Linked DNA regions of Mus musculus: regions 1 and 3 are each linked to region 2. A link is a loop called in an ENCODE intact Hi-C map of the cell type or tissue named here. Cell type or tissue: gastrocnemius. All regions are shown on one strand. Region 1 overlaps Coch (cochlin). Region 2 overlaps Scfd1 (Sec1 family domain containing 1). Region 3 overlaps Strn3 (striatin, calmodulin binding protein 3).

What was found. Peaks named below come from ENCODE experiments on the same cell type or tissue, not always from the same donor. Only the 100,000 strongest peaks of a DNase experiment are listed, where the experiment ranks them.
Region 1: a loop joins it to region 2, with 2.7 times the contacts of the local background. A loop is called at or near these places in 6 of 42 quality-filtered maps.
Region 3: it touches region 2 in a loop (2.4-fold over the local background); 8 of 42 quality-filtered maps call a loop at or near these places.

Annotation. Positions count from the first base shown.
Region 1 is chr12:51,603,975-51,606,474 of GRCm38, forward strand. Coch (cochlin) reads left to right here. Exons shown (of 12, transcript NM_001198835.1): 12 at 883-1,799. The coding sequence ends at 1,058. Among named protein-coding and RNA genes, the nearest start is that of Coch, 12 kb to the left of the region's middle. In gastrocnemius, no CTCF peak of the experiment used is centred here; no DNase peak of the experiment used is centred here.
Region 2 is chr12:51,422,527-51,425,026 of GRCm38, forward strand. Scfd1 (Sec1 family domain containing 1) reads left to right here. Exons shown (of 25, transcript NM_029825.3): 15 at 381-477. Among named protein-coding and RNA genes, the nearest start is that of Gm40422, 13 kb to the left of the region's middle. In gastrocnemius, no CTCF peak of the experiment used is centred here; a DNase peak (open chromatin) is centred at 963.
Region 3 is chr12:51,613,700-51,616,199 of GRCm38, forward strand. All of the region lies in intron 16 of Strn3 (striatin, calmodulin binding protein 3), which reads right to left. Among named protein-coding and RNA genes, the nearest start is that of Coch, 22 kb to the left of the region's middle. In gastrocnemius, no CTCF peak of the experiment used is centred here; no DNase peak of the experiment used is centred here; H3K27ac peaks cover 725 bases.

The sequences.
Region 1 (2,500 bases), 180 kb after region 2:
GTTCCTCCTGCCTCTGCTGCCCAAGTGTTGGGATTAAAGGCATGTACACACAACACCCAGCTCAAGAAGGGGAGTGTTTTTTAATTCACCAGATTGCTTTAAAAACTTGCAATTTAAAAATAACAATATAATTTTTAAAAACATTTGAGCATTTTTCCTGTGTTTATTATGTATGTGCACCAGGTGTGTACCTAGTGCCCATGAAGGTCATGAGAGGGCATTGGCCCTGGAACTGGAGTTATAAATATTTGTGAACTATGTGGGTGCTGGAAACTGAACACAGGTCTGGTACAAGAGCAACAAATTACCTGCTGAGCCATCTCTCCCGCTCCCAGATCTACAAGTTTTGATTGTAAAATGGATTTGTCACTATAACTTCAAAGACTGAATTAGAACAAACAAAATTATTTCTAGCCCCCATTCCTCAGACAATGCAACCTTCCCATTTATCTGTCCTCTGTGCCAGTTTTACTTTAATGTGGTTATCAGGGTCCCCAAGATGATGTCTGAAAGTGACAATAGCAGGGAGTCCTTTCTCACTGCCAAACATGTGTGCCTGCTGCAGGGGCTTCATAAACTATCAACTTGATTTTCTTTCTCTTCCTCGTTTGTTCAGTGCAGTCTTGAATAGATTGACAATCTCAGTATTTTCATCGTTATTAATATGCAGTTGCTGGTGGCAAAGCTTTTGGTTTTGACCAATTATTTTTGATATAATCAAAATGACTGTGGTCTAACCTAAAAACTTAGCATAGATTTCACTTAAAAACGTATCAGGCAGTTTCCTCTGCAGCTATGTATTATATATATGGAATATATACATATTATATATATGGAATATATAACTACATTTTTAACTTATTTAAAATGTTTCCCCTTTAGGTATCACCATCTTCTCTGTTGGTGTGGCTTGGGCACCGCTGGATGACCTGAGAGATATGGCCTCTAAACCCAAAGAGTCACACGCTTTCTTTACCAGAGAGTTCACAGGGTTAGAACCAATTGTCTCTGACGTCATCAGAGGCATTTGTAGAGACTTCTTAGAATCCCAGCAATAACCGATACTCTGACAACTCAAGGAATACGTGCAAGGGGATCTAATGTGCAAATTATATTCTCAATGCCTATGTAACTTTATAGCTTACCAGTGTCAAAAAATGCGTCCACAGCTGTTTAAAGCAAATGAATATTCATGTGATGCTCACAATTTAGATTGGCCGAGACTTGATAATCAGGCCCTTAGAAACTCAGGAAAGAAGAGTTGTCATGGATTAACATTGGGAGTTCAAATATGCATTCAAGTGGATAGGTAAGCTACACAGCTCAATAAAAGAACCTGGCGCTTACACACAAAGCACTGTTCCCTCTTTAATCACTCTGCATTGACCATGCAAGGAAAACAGAACAGCTTTTAAACACAGATCAAGTATACATATTTTGACCCATGTGGATGTTTTCTTAAAACCAGCCAAGAACAGACAGCTGTTATTATGTGCACTAGCCATAACTACACATTATATGGAATCATATATCAAGCTTCTTTTGTAGTGTGTTTTCATAACTTGATGGCTGAAATACCACACTGAGTAAAGGTAGGATTGCCTGGTATTTTTCTATTTATATCCTTAATTTTATGTGTATAGACAGGCATGTACTCCGAGGACTAAGAAAATGTTTAAGCAGATAACTTTTTTTTTTTTGAAAAAAAAGATGTGTCAAGTATTGTAACCGAAAAAATACACAGCTTAATAGCTTGGCTGTCAGCAATAAAACTGCTAGTGACTAAGTGCCTATTTATTAACACTAGTGTTTTTCCTTTTAAAATTTTATTTAATGTACACTGGTGTTTTGACTGCATGTATGTCTGTGTGACAGTGTCAGAAACTCTGGAACAATAATTCCAGTTTTTGAGCTGCCATGTGGTGTTGGGAAATTGAATCTGGGTCCTCTGGAAGAGCAGTCAGTGCTCTTAACCACTGAGACACCTCTCCAGCCCCTAAAGTTTTTCTTTATGACAAAAAATGCTTCACTTGCTAACTTACATGGAATGAGAAGTCTCATTTCATCATGCAATAACCTCTCTTTCAATTATATACTGAATGCCTAATGTAGGCATCACTGCAGTCATGACCAGGGAAACCACTAGGGCATGCTTTGGAGGACTGACTTCAAAAGAAATATAACTAGTATCATATTAAAAACTTAGCACATTTGTGAAGCTCATGTCAGGCAGAATCCACCTCGTATGGATTAGAGCTTACCACAGAGAGCCCTCACCACAGGGATAGATCACCTCATCTTCTCTAAACCAGGTTCTGTCCCTCTCCTTACCCAACTGTGGATCCGTTTCCTACCAACTGACGTGGAAAAAATCCTGGTGACTCATGATTTTCTTGAGTAAATGCCAAGCCCATGCAGAAGGCTCATGTGTGAGACAGAGACAGAACTTGAATATCTCAAAAGCTACACAAAAAATCGATTTTAAAAAATTCCTTGTCCC
Region 2 (2,500 bases):
CAGTACCCCCAGAGCTTGTGTCTCTAGCTGCATATGTAGCAGAAGATGGCCTAGTCGGCCATCATTGGAAAGAGAGGCCCATTGGTCTTGCAAACTTTATATGCCCCAGTACAGGGAAATGCCACGGCCAAGAAGTGGGAGTGGGTGGGTAGGGGAGCAGGGCAGGGGGAAGGTATAGGGGACTTTCAGGATAGCATTTGAAATGTAAATGAAGAAAATATCTAATAAAAAAATTGAAAAAAAAAGTAAGAAACTCAACTCTCTGTAAATAAACATACATTGGCTATACATTTGATGATAAAAAATAGAAATTTATTAGCAAGAGACTCTTACTATATTTTTCCTTACTATATTTTTACCTAGTGTTTATTTCGAAACAGGCAAGAAAACTGGATGTATATTTTGAATATGAAGAAAAAATAATGAGCAAGACTACTCTGGATAAGTCCCTCCTAGACGTCATATCCGACCCTGATGGTATGTGCCATAACCTGAGAATGTTTACAGGAACGAATCTAGTGTTTCAGTCCAGACAGAATTTAAGTAGAATTATTGTATTAGTCAGTAATTCTTGTATTAATTATAAGAGCTATCTTATGCTGAAAAATTTTCAACATAGCAGTTCTTAAAAATGGAAAATGATTTTCCCCCTTTGGTCGTGTGTTTAAATACTTTGTATTCATTTCTTTAATGTGCTCTATAGAGCCATCAGTTCCCACTCTCTCCAGGAGATTTGAATGAGTGACATTGTCTCTACTTCACTGTGGCTTATCCAGAGAGTAGATGGGGAATGTAACTAAGACTGAGTTCTACTTTAAATGTTCAGGAACATACTTTAAAAACAGTGTGGGGTGCTTCACAAACTGCGGTGGGGACATGGCTCACTGGATAGAGTTGCTGGCAGTGCAAACGGGAGGACCTGAGCAGCTTGTTGCTTCAGTCTGTGCCTGTTCTAGTACTGGAAGGAAGAGGCCCAGGGGCGGGGAGGGGAGCCCTGTGACTTGCCAATTGCAAGGGTCTGGGAGCAGATGTATTACACCCCCCCTCTTAGATTCTGGCTACAAATGGCATTTTCCATGAGGACTAAGCACAGAAGGAGCTGATAAATAATAGGATAATAGGATAAGTAATTGAAATTTTTTTAGAAAAATGAAATTAGAACATTAGTTGTCCTAGAAAACAAGTAACAACAACAACAGCAACAAATTTAAAAAGACCTAGCAGTCAGTGTGAAAGGCTCCAAATCATGACCATCTGACCATCAAAATAAAAATATAATAATAAATCATGGGTTAGAGCCGATGGGATAAAAAAGGTATCCATGATTTTGAATAGGCAAAATAGGTGAGATAATTGAAATTTGATAGAATGTTTACGTGATCTCAGAGCACTGCATCTTTTAATGAGACTTCATCACTGTGACAAATGCCTGAAACCATTTAAAAGGAGGAAAGATTTTAGAAGCCTTGGTCCACAGTTGTCTGGTCCCACTGCTCTGAGGTGATACTGAACATTGTGGGAGAGCAAACACCTGACTTGCATGCTGCAAGATCAGGGGCTACAGCACAATAGCCATCCAGTGATCGCCTTCCGCCAGTTAGCCCCACCTCCTAATAATAATATAATAATAATAATAAGAGTATCATCATTTTGTCAGTCTGTCGGGTCAGAGCTCTTAGGAACCAATCACTTCCCAAGCCTCTCTGCGGGCAGCCAAGAGTCCTAGCACACGAGCCTGCTTGAGACATCGCATATTTGAACACTAGTACTTCCCTACAAGTACTTGTTCACTATGAAGACAGAAATAGAAACGTTACAGTAAGAACCGAAGTCAATACCTCGTTAGGTAAATCTCACGTAACATTACCAGTAAAGGCGTACCAAAAGGTTGTAAACCCAAGAACTTGACAAAAGTGCCGCTGAGGTTTCATATTTGGGAAATAAGGATAAACTGAGGGCTATCTGGATTCTGAGTCCCGTGAAGCTCCGAGTGTCATCAGCTGTCACTTTTTTTTTTTTAAATCTGGTTTTACTCTTAGCTGCTTGTAATGTTACGATTTCTTTTTTGGGTGTTTTGTTTTGTTTTGTTGATTAGTTGATTTTTGAGATAGAATCTCACTATATAGTCCATCAGGGCTGGAACTTATGTTTAGCCCAGGCTGGTCTTGAACTTGGAATCCTCCTTTCTCTGGCCTTCTTAGTGCTGAGAGTACAGGCATACTTAAGTATGACCAGCTCTTAGTTTGTATTCTGATGAAATACAAGGTGATAGTTATAAGTCTTTACATCCTAGGACACACGTCCCAGTGAGCTTTGCATCCTAGGACACACGTCCCAGTGAGCTTTGCATCCTAGGACACACGTCCCAGTGAGCTTTGGTAGGTTACTACGGCCGCTTCCTTAGCACTTTTCTGTCAACGTGCGCCCTGTGCAAGGAAGAAGAGGGGTGACTGAGCTGCTCTGGAAAATCTGGGCCTTAAGATATCTTAGTGATCACTCG
Region 3 (2,500 bases), 190 kb after region 2:
ATGGTTGTGAGCTTCATGGGTGTTGGGAATCAAGCTCCGATCCTTTCCAAGAGGCTCAAGGACTCTTAGCCTCTGTGGCAACTCACCAAGTTGAAATTTAAAACAGGCTGTGGATATAGTGCAGTACAAAGTCTTTGAGGGAAAGAGTATCCTGCACTGGCAACATGTAATTTGAAGAAGAAAAAGCAACACCATAAATTGATTCATTCTGCAGTCATCAAGACCCAGAGAGGCACTTGACACCAAGAATAACAACATGGGATTGAGTTCAGGAAGGAAACCCAACTCTTGCAAGTTGTCTTCTTGCCTTTACACACATATACCCACATACACAAATATATATTTTAACAATTGGGCGGTGTACAACACTGCATGCCTTTAATCCCAGCACTTGGGAGGCAGAGGCAGATGGAACTCTGTGAGCTTGAGGATAGCCTGGTTAGCACAAACACTTCCAGGACAGACAAAGCTACACACAGAGAAACCGTGTCTTGGAAAAAAAAATTAAGTGAATGTTCTGTTATTCAGGTATCAGAAACTTCTAAAATTAATTTCTTAATGAATTTTGGGCTAAGTTTTTTATATGGATGCTAGAAACTTGACCTCAGATCCTCAAGATTGCAGAGTAAAAGCTATTACACACAGAGCCATCTCCCCACAGACTACTGCCCAATATCTTAATTTAATTAAGTCTTTTCCATATTATGTATAGTCACTTGAGACTGTGATTAATCCACCAGACAGACTATGAATAGAGGGATACAATGCTGGATCAAGTGAGATGCTGGTCCTCTAATGATGATCATAACATTTCAGACCTCTTCCGGTAACTATGATCCCATTTTCACTAATACATACTTGCAGTTTCTCTCATTTAACCAACTTTTTTATGGTTCCATTCTTTTAGTAACACCCTATTCCATTAAGATGAACAGATTCCTACTAAAATGTAGTTCAGTAATTCAGCACATTGACTATTATGTGCTAAGCACTGGGTTCATTTTCCAGCATCTGCCCCCTCCCCAACAAAATAAAAAGTTGACATATTGGGGCTGGAGAGATGGCTCAGCGGTCTTCCAGAGGTCCTGAGTTCAATCCTCAGCAACCACATGGTGGCTCACAACCATCTGTAATGGAATCCCATGCCCCTCTTCAGTGTGTCTGAATACAGCTACAGTGTACTCAGATACATTAAATAAATAATATTTTTTAAAAAGATGACACATGTCTTTTATAATAAATCTAGAGTTATTACAATTACAAATGAGCCAGAGTAAGTGCTGGCTCAGGGATCAAAGAACACTTCTTGCTCTTGTGGGTGACAACCTAGGTTTGGTTTCCAGTACCAACAGGCCAATTCCAGATGATCTGACAGCCTCTTTTGACCTCCACAGCCAAAATACCCATACACATAAAATAAATTTAATGTATAACTGAATATATGTAAATAAAATAGAACAACACTTCACAAAGAATAAACAATAAAACAACATTCTAAGAACCCTTTGTTTTGCTCTGTTCACCCAAAACCTATTGTATCAAGAATAGGGCAGATACTTAGACTAGAGCTGGCTCAGTGTTATTAAGGGCACTTATTTTTGTAGAGGACCCAGGTTTGGTTCGCAGCGCCTCCATGGTGGTTGAGAACCATTCGTAACAACAGTTACAAGAAATCCAATGGCTTCTTCTGAGGTCTCTGGTCACCAAATACACACGTGATACACATACGGCCAAGCAAACACTCATACATGTAAAATAACACTTTTTGGTTGGTTTGTTTGCTTTTCAAGACAAAAGGCCTTTGTGGGGTCCTGACTGTGCTGGAACTCATTCAGTTACAACCTCAGAGATCTACCTGCCCCTACCTCCCAAGAGCTAGGATTGAGGGTGTGCACCACCATTGCCCAGAATAAAATAAAATATTTTAAAAGGAAAGAAAATGTGGGCTAGAGAGATGGCTCAGTGGTTAAAAGCACTGACTGCTCTTCCAGAGGTCCTGAGTTCAATTCCCAGCAACCACAAGGTAGTTCACAACCATCTGTAATGGGAACTAATGCCCTCTTCTGGGGTGTCTGAATATAGCAACGGTGTACTCACATACATAAAATAAATAAGTTTAAAAATAAAAGAAAGGGGCTGGTGAGATGTCTCAGTGGGTAAGAGCACCCGACTGCTCTTCCGAAGGTCCGGAGTTCAAATCCCAGCAACCACATGGTGGCTCACAACCATCCGTAACAAGATCTGACTCCTTCTTCTGGTGTGTCTGAAGACAGCTACAGTGTACTTACATATAATAATAAATAAATCTTTAAAAAAAAAATAAAAAAATAAAAGAAAAAAAAATAAAAAGGAAAAAATATGGCAGACAAATGTTGTGGCACAAACAAGTTCCCAATCAATTTAGGCCCTTTCCTCCTCTAGTTTCTCCTCAGTTCTCACTCATATAATACCCTTTCCTAGAATCATACAGGCACAGTAGTGGGAACTCAAAATATTGTCT